2 separate regions of the Homo sapiens genome follow, and region 1 is linked to region 2. A link is a contact called in ENCODE Hi-C or POLR2A ChIA-PET data. All regions are on one chromosome and are shown on one strand. Each heading gives the region's core, a stretch centred on a gene start or an enhancer-like site at or near the end of the contact. The rest is flanking DNA. Distances are from core to core; before and after follow the strand shown. Region 1 overlaps PALM2AKAP2 (PALM2 and AKAP2 fusion). Region 2 has its middle 26 kb from the start of PALM2AKAP2-AS1.

What was found. A loop is a pair of places that touch in the nucleus more often than their neighbours do. ChIA-PET counts read pairs that join two places held with the same protein, here RNA polymerase II (POLR2A). Pooled maps may share reads with other maps.
Region 1: a map of heart left ventricle shows a loop between it and region 2 (3-fold over the local background). The contact joins two enhancer-like sites. A Hi-C loop is called at or near these places in 1 of 168 maps with a recorded cell type or tissue (heart left ventricle), 1 of 37 single-sample maps with no recorded cell type and 1 of 50 pooled maps. POLR2A ChIA-PET finds 5 or more read pairs at or near these places in 1 of 52 experiments (MCF 10A).

The regions. Positions count from the first base shown.
Region 1 is chr9:109,886,443-109,893,165 of GRCh38, reverse strand. All of the region lies in intron 3 of PALM2AKAP2 (PALM2 and AKAP2 fusion), which reads right to left. Among named protein-coding and RNA genes, the nearest start is that of PALM2AKAP2, 110 kb to the right of the region's middle. Within about 2 kb of position 5,170, at least 7 of the 41 ENCODE cell types and tissues checked have a DNase peak (open chromatin) inside an H3K27ac peak, as active enhancers do; they include heart left ventricle, where a contact is called at or near this core.
Region 2 is chr9:109,743,158-109,749,805 of GRCh38, reverse strand. It overlaps a transcript of PALM2AKAP2 not described here. Among named protein-coding and RNA genes, the nearest start is that of PALM2AKAP2-AS1, 26 kb to the left of the region's middle. Within about 2 kb of position 4,030, at least 16 of the 41 ENCODE cell types and tissues checked have a DNase peak (open chromatin) inside an H3K27ac peak, as active enhancers do; they include heart left ventricle, where a contact is called at or near this core.

The sequences.
Region 1 (6,723 bases), core at 3,921-6,420, 140 kb before region 2:
AAGGCAGTGGCCACTGCTCTCTCAGTGCTGCACTCCTAGCCTCCCTGCCTTCCTCTGCCCTGGACTGCAAAGGTGAGGTGTACCCCTCCAAGGCACCCTTGGACCTGGATGCTTACCGGGCCCGAGTTCTGGAATGCCATGCTAATCTCAGTGCAGTGACAGCCCTCTCAGCTGTTTCTGAAAGTGGAGAGGGAGTCTGATAAAATCAAACAATTTGAGATTGTTTATATATTGTACATTGTCATATCATTCTTTTATTTTTATAATAAAAGCCAAAACCTATTGGGCACAAAGTCCAAGACAGTTCTGGGTACTCTTTGCATATCTTGACTTAATAGTCACCCCTCCCCAATAAAGTTGATCTTTATTATTATTATTATTTCTTTTTATAGAAGAAGAAACTGAAGTAGAGAGAAGCTAAAGAACTTGCCTCAAATTATACAGGCAGCAAGCAGAGATTCTGAACTTGAACCCAGCAAGTATTACGCGGATGTTCATGCCCCTAACCACTGCCTTATACCATCTCTGGATATAAATGATGGTTTCTGAACCTCATGGCAAGCTTATGGATAAACTAAGGCTGAAACATATAAATTAAATTGAAAACTATTTATTGAGCAACCTCCTAGGTGTAAAACAGTAATCTAGGCACTCAGATATAGTACACTGAATGATGGCCCTAGAAAGATATGTCCACACCCTAACCCCCAGAACCTATGAATATGACCTTATGTGGATAAAAGGGTCTGTGTAGATGTAATTAATTTAAGGATCTTGAGAAGAGATTATCCTGAATTATTTAGGAGGGCCCTAAATCCAATGATAGGGGTCTTTATGAGAGACAAAGGAGAAGACACAGAGACAAGAGGAGAAGCCCATGTGAAGACAAAGGCAGAGATTAGAGCGACACAGCCACAAGCCAAGGAATGTCTGGACCCACTAAGCTGAGAGAGGCAAGGAAGGATTTGCCTCTAGATGCTCTGGGGAAAGCACAGCCCTGCCAGTATCTTGATTTTGGACTTCTGGCCTCTGGAGCTGTTTTAAGCCACGAACGTGTAGAAATTTGTTACATCAGTCTCAGGAAATGAACACAGTAGGTAACCAAGACAGTCCTTACTCTGGTGGAGTTTACATCTGAGAGATGTAATCTTAAGGAGTTATATCTTAGGGATGAACAGAATGTAAATGTAACATATAATGAAAAATGATAAGGAAACATTTACCTAACAACTCAAACCACATTGTCTTCACCCTCCATCCAGGGAGTTTTACCTGGACTGAGTAGTAATGACCACTCCCTTTCATATGCACCCATAGACCCTTTCATAACATCCATCATGGGAGCTACTCCACCATTTAAAAATTGATGGGTGATGGCCAGGCACGGGGATTCACACCTGTAATCCCAGCACTTTGGGAGGCCAAGGTGAGCAGATCGCTTGAGGTCAGGAGTTCAAAGCCAGCCTGGCTAACATGGTGGAACCCCATCATTACGAAAAATACAAACATCAGCCTGGCATGGTGGCGGGTGCCTGTAATCCCAATTATTCAGGAGGCTGAGACAGGAGAGAATCGCTTGAATCCAGGAGATGGGAGGTTGCAGTGAGCTGAGATTCTGCCAATGCACTCCAGCCTGGCTACAGAGTGAGTGAGACTCTGTCTCACACACACACACACACAAAATGATGAGTGACATGTCAGTGTTCCCCTGCGACCTGTAAAAGTCTTCATCTCCATCTCCTCAGACCTTACCTGACATTACTTAATAATGGGGGAAAATGGCATAACCTTAATGACCAACAAGAAGGAGGCACGTGGAGACCAAGAAGCCAGCAGGGCCATGGTGCATGCTTGTACAGAATGTTGTTGCCCAAGATGCTAGCCAAGGGAACAAAGGGAGGTGAAGTCCAGCCAGTGGCTTTCTAAGTGCTGCCTACCCTGTGGAACTGCATTTTCTAATTGCACAAAGGAGCCATGTGGCCCAGCAATGGCCCTGAATGCTACCGGTCTTTAAAGATGCCTGATCCTTCCAGCTAGAATCTGGTCAAGCTGGCAGCCCCATGCTGTACAGCATGGTAATGCTTAAAAGCCTTCCTCCAGGCACCCTGGCCAGGGGGACATTCTTTGCTGGCTGAATGTCCCTGTAATTTCACAGGTACTCTCTGTGCACTGGGCGGTATTCAGATATTATTTAATTTTTTCCTTTGCCTTTCTGCATAGGAGGAACAAACACAAGACTCTAGGATCCCTGGAGTGGTTTATTCCATTAGAGATTCTGTTTCAAAGGAGATAAAAAGGCTTGGCAGAGATGTGGGAGATGCTTCTGCAGGAAGCACACTGGTATCTCCTCACTCTGCGTGTGGCCTCAGGTGAATCACATTTAGGCCTCCATTCTCTGATTCTTCACTTTGCAAGTTTAACTGAATATGTACTCCAAGTATGCTAAAAAGAGTTTCCCAAAACAAGGACAGGAACCAGGATGCAGGCAGACCTCTCCTGATGAAACTACCCAAACCTAAGTCATCTCTTAGTGTGTAACCCTTTCCTCTCACCTGGTCTGAATTTCCCACTGTTAAGGTTTATACCTTTGGATGAGAGATCCAAAAAAATTCTTGATGTCGGAAGTTGCTTTTAGGATAGTAGAAGGAAGATGAGTGTTTTTTCTACCATCCTTGCATGCATTGGCTAAGGAGCCAAAATCCCATAATCAGAGACAGTTTGTATATTTTATCACCCGTTCGCTGTCCTGGAGGGCTCCACGCCTAGACCTGAGGGAAAGAGAAGCTAGGAAGGCTGGAGGAAGCGGGCCTTGATGAGTATCAAGCAGCCTCGGGTCCCACAGTACTCTTCCCTGTGGCCTACACAGTGAAAAGGGGAAACACGAAGTGGGGATTGTGCTCAAGAGATCATCTTGGCTCCGGGCCCTTGTGATGGATGTACCAAATAAGACCTCCATGCTGGAGAATCGCTGGAAAGGACTGAGACACCATCTTGTCTGCTGCCTTCAAAATGCATAATTCATGAAAACTGTGGAAGAGTATGTCAACAGGAAGCTTGCTGTTTTCATTTCATCAAGAATGTAGAACGGTTGGAAATGACCACGTTACAAGCCAGAGGGGCTATGCAAGGTGACCTAAAATTGGAAAAAGACTATTATCAAAGCTTTTTGTAGAGAGAAAACTTGGGGTGTGGCAATCATAGGCCAAAAAGCCTGGAACTGGCTACCAAAAAAGTTGACTTTGCAGAATTCCTTCCATTGCAGCAATTGTTCTGAGGGCTGGGAAATGCATGTATTTCCCAAATATGGCTCTTACATGGCCTCAGTGTATGGAAGAAATTCAACTACTATTTTCATAGTTCTGGGCACTATAAACCCAATTTGCCAGACCAATAATGAGATGATTATAATGGATCCTACAAAACCTGAGCGAGGCACGATGACTCTGGTACATCTGGCAGGCCTCCTGCTATTGTTGCTAAGTAACACACATGAAATGTTGAAATGCTGCACTGCAATTTCAGAGTGTTTCCTCCCTTACCTGTGCCAGCTTGCAAAGCTGACCACAAACCCTAAGCATCTAGATTTTTTCAGTCAGTGAAGAGGGCTTTTTCTGTGTGGTCCTTGGAGGATAGGGCAGGGACCAGAGAGAGGGTAGGAGCTGCAGGGAACAAAACTTTCATCCCAAAGGAGGATCCTCTGTAATAATTAGAGTTGTTCCAGTATATACTTGGGTTTTATTTTGCAAGTAAATGAGTTTCCTGTCACTTTCAGGCTTTGGGGAGAGACTGTTTTTTCACTCCCACTCATTACGTTCATTGCAAATTCAAGAATCAGATAGGAGTTGATCCGCATAACATGTCAGTTATGCATACTCTAAGATTCCATGGTTTTATGAACTGTCATAAAATTATTGCCTTTGCAAAAGCAGCACAATACTGAATGCAAAAACCAAAAAAGCAACTATTTCTTTTTAACTCTGAACAGACTTTCATGGCTCAGTGCATAAGAGAAGCCTTTTATTTTCAAGTAACTGAAACACTTTGTCATTTTGCACTGAGAATCACTAATGTTATCTTCATAAATCTTTTTAGGGTTCTGTATTCTGGAACTACTCGGTGGTGAGATTCTCATCTTAGTATCAATACACATAATGCCAGGCTTTTGAGCAGTAGTTCTCAACTTGGAGAGATTTTGTCCCCCAAGGCAACATTCAGCAATGTCTGGAGACATGTTTTATTATCATGACTGGGAAAGGGCAATGGTGCCCCTGGAAGCCACTAGGTAGAGGCCAGGGATGCTACTAAACATCTTGCAATACTCAAGACAGCCACTCACAACAAATAACTATCCAGCCCTAAATGTCAATAGCACAGCTGTTAAGAAACTCTGCTGTAGGGGGATGGAAGAAACAACAATAAGAACAGCACTATTCTTTTTTTTTTTTTTTTTTTTTGGAGGCAAAATTTTGCTCTTGATGCCCAGGCTGGAGTGCAATGGTGCGATCTCGGCTCACTGCAACCTCCGCCTCCTGGGTTCAAGTGATTTTCCTGCCTCAGCCTCCTGAGTAGCTGGGATTACAAGCGCCTGCAACCACGCCTGGCTAATTTTTTGTATTTTTAGTAGAGAAGAGGTTTCACCATGTTGGCCAGGCTGGTCTCGGACTCCTGACCTCAGGTGATCCATCTGTCTCAGCCTCCCAAAGTGCTGGGATTACAGGCATGAGCCACAGTGCCCAGCCAACAGCACTATTCTTACTGACAACCTGCTGTTCTTGGCACTTCACAAACACACCTGACCTCTACACATTACAACAGCACTGCAAGGTGGGTATAGTTTTCCCCAATGTACAGGCGAGGACACTTAAGTCCAGAGAGTTTACATGGCTTGTCCAAGATCAAACAACTTGTAAATACAGAACTAGGACTCCAGCCAAGTTTGGTCAAGCTCTGAGGTCCGGCTTTCTAGTGAGTTTGCTATGCTGGAGCCCTTTTCAGAAGCACACACTGTTTCCCGCAGAGGTTTAGACTGTACACAGGCTAGAAAGTGCAATCAGGAACAAAGGGCTTCCAAAAGAGACAGAAAGGAGCCAAGCCCAAAATGAAACCTGCACTTCATGAAAGAACCTGAAGGGGGCAGTCTCACCATCATGATGACCACCCACAATAGGCTGAAGACCGGCACCTCCAGAGTCATGGTGCGTCTGATGCACCGCCTTCTGAAGAAGCATGTGTGGAGGTTGAGGAGGGAGAATCACATTACCTGTCCCTCCTCCTACATCACGAGGTGCACGTTAGTGTAATTTCACTCAATATCAGAGGTCTCAAAAAAATTTAGCTTAAAATAACAACTTCTGTTGGGATTTTTGAGAACATGCTTTAGAATTAGGCAGAGTTGAGTTCAAATACTTGCTCTTTCACTTTTTTAAAATTATTTTTCATTCATCTTGTATGTCCTTCCATTGAATTTTTTTAGGGGGGGGCAGCAAGTTACTTCACCTCCTGTGCTTCTCTTCTCTCTTCATCATCATCATCATCATCACTACCTCATGGGAGTATTACAAGGCTTAAATTAGAAAATTAATGAATTAAATGGAGGCAGAAAAGCTAGGCCGCTACCCAGAAGGGAGTGACAAAACAGGAAATATTACACAATATAGAGACACTACTATATAGTTTACTGTATACATAGCATATATAGTTTTATTTTGGAAGGAAACAAAAGAATGGAAACAATAATTGGGCTGCAAATGTGGCTGAACGTGGGGTGGGGACCCCGGCTGGAAGTGCACAGATGTGGAATGCCACTGTGGAGTGTTCCCCTCCCTGCTCAAAAGAACAGTGAATCATGGAGTTAAAAATAGCAAATGTGAAGAACACAATGAATCTCAAGCAAGTGTCCTTTGTGATTTCAATGAATGTTTCAGTGGTTGCCTTTTCTAGAACAGTTGTAAGTAACTGTCATCTTCTTGGTTGCCAAACCCCACAACATAACATACAGATGCTTAATAAGATACATATGCTTATGCCTAATGTCTCTACGCCTTTGGCTTTGAGCCTCCTAACAATATGGAAAATTAAGTGAATTCTGGTATTTACCAGAGACCCACACAGGTACTCAGAGAATCACAGGTCCAATGTGGAAATGAAAAGTACACTTCTATCCTGATTTTTTAAAAGCTGCTTGGCTCTCTCTAGGTTAGCAGTTGAGACTTCAATATTTTATTCAATGAATATTTGATGTGACATATTTTAGAACAGACAGCTGTTCTGATGAATTAGTCATCTCTGTGATGAATCAGTTACTTATACCTAGCCTTTAGTTTTTTGAGAACTCAACCTCTTTCCTCCACTCTGACCCGTTTCCAAAACCACTTCCTTCTATAACAGTAACATTTCTCGGAACAGGTACACTGTTGAGAAAAGAGATCTCTAACCAACTCCTCAAATTAGAGAAACTCAGAATACCAGAGCTGGAAGATCCCGAGAGATGGCTCACTGAAGATATGAGGAAACTGAGACTGAAGAGAGCAAAAGACTTGCCCAAGGTCACACAGCAAATGATCAGCAGAGCTAGAATTAACATCCTGGCTTTGTGACAGCTCATCCCATTTTCATTTAATACTCCATGAAGTTTCTCATCTTCACTGGGGTTGGTCTGCCCCCAACTGATAAGGTTGGGAGATAAATTTTCCCCATATTTCTCACTAATCAAAGGAAGTTAAA
Region 2 (6,648 bases), core at 2,781-5,280:
TTAGCCTCTGAATTCCCACATCCTTCTCACAGTGCTCAGCACTCTGCCTGGTGTGGAAGTGACTTGTGGCAAATGTCTGTCAAATTAAGAAGATGGAGATCACACATCTGATTTTAGACAACAGCAAAATGGTCCTGAATTTTTCTATAGGATTGCATAACATTTTAACTTTTATAATAAAGTATATTCTAGAATTGTAGGTGCTTACAACTCTCAATTCCCAGAAAATACTTTTTGGGCTTTTTTTTTTTTTCTAACCTATGAAAACACATTTGCACTTACTAGGGCAATTCACATATAGCCAACCTCAGAAATCATAAAGCTCAACATTTCTTAGGTAAGAAAATCAGCCCCAGATGAGAAAAAGACTTGCCCAAGAGCAAGCCAGCAGCAATCTAGACAAGAACGAGATCTCTTGATCACTAGTCCAGTGATTATTCCCCAGCACTAGGGACTTGCCTAGGCCCAGGAAAGTGGTTCTAATATGGTGGGGCGCGTGACTAATTTCAATAGTCTGTTGGAGTAGCCTGGGGAGGCCCTGCTAGATACTGTGAGAGACCTGGGTACTTCTGAAGGGCATCATGATCTGTCAAGTGGACTCCTTCTAGAAGGACTAACGGGCAGACCAAGGGACTAAAGACAGAAATACAAGAGCCGCTTCTATCGCCTCATGTTTAAGGCTGATGCCCCAGTTGTCTTAGAACCCCCTAAGGGAGAGCACATCTGATATGGGCTGAATTGTGTCCTCCCAAAATTCATCTGTTGATGTCCTTATCCCCAGTATCTCAGAATGTGACTGTATTTGGAGATAAGGTCTTTAAAGAGGCAATTAAGTCACAATGAGATCATCAGAGTGGGCCTTAATCCAATATGGCTGGAGTCTTTATAAGAATAGGAAATTAAGACATAACCTTGCACAGAGGGAGGACCAGGTGAAGACACAGGGAGAAGATGGCCATCCATAAGCCAAAGAGAGAGGCCTCAGAAGAAACTAATCCTGCCAACACTTTGATTTTGGCCTTCCAGACTCCAGAATTGTGAGCAAAAAAGTTTCTGTTGTTTAAGCCACCCAGTCTCTGGTACTTTGTTATGGCAGCCTAGCAAGCCAATATAACACCCTCTACCCCAAAATCAAAGTGTAATTCCCAGTTTCCAGAGCAAAATTGTGTAACTGTCAGCATCATGACAGATAGGACACATGACAGTACATGCAATCTGCCATTTAACTTAGGAAGCATCATGATTCTATTTCCAATACAATGATGTTAGCATCACACATTATTTGATCAAAGTAGAATAAAAGCAAAGGTAAACTGGGATCGCCATCTTTTAGACTCCTGACCCATGTTATCTCACTCCTCTTCTGTACAAGAGCTGCTCCTATCGCCTCATGTTTAAGGCCGATGCCCCAGCTGTCTTGGGAACCCCTGTAGTGCGTCATTCCCTGCAAACCCTAGTGTCCTTTTGGGAATGAGAAACTGGGCTGTTCATGTACCCTCAACTGCAGAAGGGCAGCCCAATTCACCAAGTCCAGATGGAAAGAGTATAGGGGGTATTTGCATTTGCCATGGATCATATTCTCTCTCCCTCCTTTGCATGCTTGGTCACTCTGCTACAGTTAAAAAAAGAAAAAAAAGAAAACACAACTCTACTTCATTCCAAGTGGTTAATCAACTAAGTATCCTAGAATAAACCAAACATACATATAAGAAGGTGGCCACCAGCTTCCAAGAGCATAAAAATCAGTTTCAACTGGTAAATATTGTGTTGAAACTGTCAACAGAATAACTTTTGATAGAGTCATTTGTAATCTTTAAAATTATGGACATATAGCCAGCTGGGCTCAGTGGCTCATGCCTGTAATCCCAGCACTTTGGGAGGCTGAGGCAGGCAGATCGCTTCAGCTCAGGAGTTCAAGACCAGCCTGGGCAACATGCCAAAACCCTGTCTCTACCAAAAATACAAAAAATTAGCCAGGCCTGGTGGTGAGCACCTGTATTCCCAGCTACTTGGGAGGCTGAGGTGGGAGAATCCATTGAGTCTGGGATGTGGAGGTTGCAGTGAGCCGAGATCATGCCACTGTACTCCAACCTGGGTGACAGAGTGAGACTCTGTCTCAAAAAAAAAAGAAAAAAATTATGGAGTTACAGTATTTTAGAAATGAGAAGAACTTTACTTCATGATTCAATATTTCTTGGCCTCTAACTCATATATGCATCAGTTCATGAAATCATATTTGATTATGCCTTCTACTCAGAAATGCTGTTTTGTAATCTCCAAGTGACTGGCAAGAAGAACTATTTGGTTCTTTGGTTCTTCTTATGAGTATATATAATTTTATATCAAATTCTGCATGAATGCCAAGACAGGAACCCCAAGAACGTCAAGGCAAATTTGCTAACCATTACTAGAAATTGAATAGAATATATTTTAACAAACATTTCTAGAGTAAAACATCTGTTTAAGAAGGCATTTATAATTTTAAAAAACCTCAATACCAGTGACTTTTTAACTGAAAATCAGCGTGGTGGCCTGGGGGCTAGCCTGACATAAACCACTTGAAAGACAAGGGCAAAGAGAAATGAGCCTAGTGAATCCATCTGCTGGTGGCCTTTTTGGGCACCTGTAAAAACAAAGCTAGGCTATTACAGATATTATACACAATATAAAACCATAGAAATATTGGCTTTTATTATTAGCAATATTTATTACAGTATATTCACATCAGCATTCATGGCCCTCCACAATATGGCAGTAGCTTGTGTTTATGGTGTAATTTTCCTCCAACCCTCTTACCCATACTCCAATCCAACTGGACATGTCCCTGTTCTCTACTCCATGCCTTTCTCATGTTCTTGCTGACATCTCTGCCACACGCACTGCCCTCTTCCACCTGTGCCTGTTAAAATCTTCATAGAGCAAGACTGCCTGTATTTGAACTCTAGGCTGCTGCCAACTAGAAGCCACATCTAGCCACACCTAGCTGTGTGACTTTGGGCAAGTTTCTTAGTCTCCCTGTGCCTTAGTTTCCTCATCTGCAAAATGAAGATAAAATAGGACTATCTCATAGGGTTGTGGTGATGATTCACTGAGACAGTAGATCTAAAGCATTTACAGCAGTGCCTGAACCAGATCCACACCAACCTCCCTTCCACCTCCTGGGGATATCATTGGTGTCTCTCTACTGGGCTAGCACACTAGACTCTGAGTGTGAGGACACTTCTTTATGGTTCTAATAATTATTGATCAATAATAATAATAAATATATTTATTTCTGTTAGCTCTGACCCTAAGATTGAATCAAATTAAATAATAAAATATGAATGTGTATGATCAAACACCTACTTTGTAGCTTGCATTTTGCACCATTTCTTCCATTTATTTGGGGACCTATTGTGCCCTGTGCTTGTTAACTAACTTACCAGGATTAATGGGAAAGACATTCCCCCATGCTTTCTAAAATGGAGTTATCTGGCTAGCTTTTCTAAGTGACTCCTATTCCTCCAAACCTGTTGGCATTCCCAAATTCATTATCAGAGAGCAAGCCTAAACAGCAAAAGTTCAAGTCAGATAGGACATCCTGGGACCAAGAGCACAGTGGATTTTTGGCTGTCATCTGTTCCCTGCTGGCTGTCACTCTAAGTGGTTGTCATTCTCTTGTGCAGAAGGAAAAATTCCATATAAGGCAAGGCCCGAGCAAGTCGTTAAGCAGTCTGAAGTGTTCCTCCCGGGCTGTGAACCCTCCTGGGAGAGAGCAGCACACCCCTGGCAAAGATTACAGCACACTTCACGGCAAACCTGCAGAGTAACAAAGCACATATTGTTACCTCTGAATGCCAAGCTCTGCAGGCTAGTAAAAATACATATTATACCTTTTTAATGGGATGAAGGGAGTTGGCTTCTTTGCAACGTTTTGGATGGAGTCATAACATAAATAAACTGTATTCTGGGGTCTGAATTTATGAAGCCCAGAGCCAAGCTGCATGGTTACAACTAGGGCAACCCAGACCATTGCGTAAATCAAGTACAGAAGCCAGGGAGTTCTGGCAGCCACACCACTGCGTGCTCATGTGAGGAAAGACTCCACTGAAACACTTCCCAGACGTCGTTATTGTCTGCCACCTTTTTCTAAATGTGTTTACTATTCATAGTGTTGATGACTTCTGCCTATTTTTATTATTGCTGTAAATGTGGCCACTGAATAACATTTTGAATAACCTAAAACAGGACACGACAAGACAGGAAAGGGTGTGTGTGTATATTCTGGCTGGTAAATTCATGCCTATTCCTACACACACACACACACACACACACACACTGACAGCCACTAGAGTCGACTTAAGAGATCAGAGAAGAAAAGAAGTGAGGCAGCATTCACTCCAACCTAGAAGCCAAGCCTCAGAAGAAATGAGAGCCTGGAACTATGAGCCTTATTTTTATTTTTTTTTATTTTTGAGACAGAGTCTCACTTTGATGCCCAGGCTGGAGTGCAGTGGCACGACCTCAGCTGACTACAACCTCTGCCTCCTAGGTTCAAGCAATTCTCCTGCCTCAGCCTCCTGAGTAGCTAGGATGACAGACTTGTGCCACCATGCCCGGCTACGAGCCTTATTTTTAAGTGGAGTCCATACCTATCGCTGGTCATGGCAGTGGTCTAAATGATCTGGACCTGATGCCCTGCCATTCTATGAAATCGCTGGGCTCTGAAAATGAGCAAAAAGGAAGGCTGTGTTCACTGTTGAGGTTGATTTAAATGCTGAATAAATGCTGAAAAGTTGCTTGGTGCCTGGGCTGAGAAGAAGGAGCTCTGGAAGCCAAAAATTATTGGGACTGAGGGCATGCATGGACTTAGAGGGAGCTCATGGAGAAGATGCCTTAGTCCTAGAGTCTTCCGGAAGAGAGGAGAGAGCAAGAAGTGTGCCAAAATCTGCTGGGAGGTTGGAGGGTCCTAGTGTTCAAAATCTTAATGCTGGATTTGACAGACATCATTGTGATCAGGAGGTTTCTGCTCCACATGAAGTCAAAAACAGGTAGTGTTGCCAGAGGCTGTGAGGTCCTGATGTTACTATGAGAACATCTGGGGTGCTTAGAACATTCCTGGAATCCCAGTTAATGCACTGGAGCAAATTATATTAAGGGGCAATAAAGCCTTGTTTGGGAGGACTTGCAATTGTTCTTTGCTTGTTCTATCTCAAATGAGATGTTAAAATAGTCAATTGCTGTCTTAGACCCTCTAGTCCTCCAAACATTTATGAAATCATAAAATAGTCACGTCTAGCAGGGATCTAGTGACTCTCTGGAAACTTTCCCATTTAAAGATGAAGAAAATTAGGCTCCGAAAATTGCCCACGCCATGCAGCTAGATGATATCAGCTGAGATCTGCAAGATATTTTTCTTTCTCTTTGTCATAAAAAAATTGTTATTCATTTTGCCTGGAGTATGACAACCATATTCTTTGTTTTAGTACAGAAAATTGTTTCTTCAAAGTCTTTATAATTATTTCTGTTTCAGTTATTCTTACTAACTCAAAATACCTATAATTTTGAGGTTGGAACTCCATTCTCTGCCCTCCACATCTAACAATATCTCTCCTATCACATGGATAGCTTTTTCCCTTTTCTCTGCATTCTGAGAGAGATTTCCAGTTTATCCTCTCCAATCATTATTCAGTTCTTCTCTGGTTTAGTTCAGTTATTTGTTGACTCTAATACGAATTTTAATTCTGCTCTTGAGTTGTTAACTTTCAGTCAGATTTTATCCATTTCACATTTTCATTTTCACCTCACTCCCACTCCCATGCCTATGACCTTGTGGTTTTCCATTTCTGTTTTCTTAAAGGCCAAATAGAACATAGATAAATGAGAACATCCACATACTCAATAAGAAAAAAAGAGCAAATTTTGTCATTTGCTGGAATTCATTCTTTATTCATTCACTGAGTTCCTATGACATTCCAAGCAGTGTGCTGGGCTCTGATGTTAGGAATGTAAATAAAAGAAAGACATGTCTCCTGTTATCAAAGTGTGCAGGCAGATGTATGTATATGCCTATGTGTATTAAGACGTTGCACACAAACAACCATAATGCAAGGTAGAAAGTGTTGCCTGCCTAAGGAAGGCTTACATTTCAAAAGATATTTTGAAAATTTTTGAAACTTTCTCCTGGTTCCTGAAATAGACATCCTGGGGTCTTCAACAATTTTTTCACTGATTCCAAGTAGTCTTTCCTATAACTTACTTCTTCAATATAAATATTTAAATAAGGTGAGCTTTCTTGAGACTTTGAGGCAGCAGTCATACATGGTATGGGGTTGGCTTCATCAATGCCGGCCCTCCATTTGTATGATGATCTCACACCTGCAGCTGCAGAACAGGTGTTTGCGCAGCTTCTAACCTAACTCTAAATTCTAATGCAGCTCTGCACGGGTGGGGTATTGCTCCTAACCGTCATTGTCTGATTCTTTGAGACGCTGACTCAACACCCTGTGCATGAAAAGCTACAATCCCAGCATGTAGAATACTTCTGCCATAAATCTTACTTCTTGGATCCACCTAAGTGCTGGAACTACACTTCCCAGGATGCAGTTAAGCTTTACACATGCTTCAAGGGAGGGAAAAAGATCCCTCCCTTTTTTTATCCTACTGGAT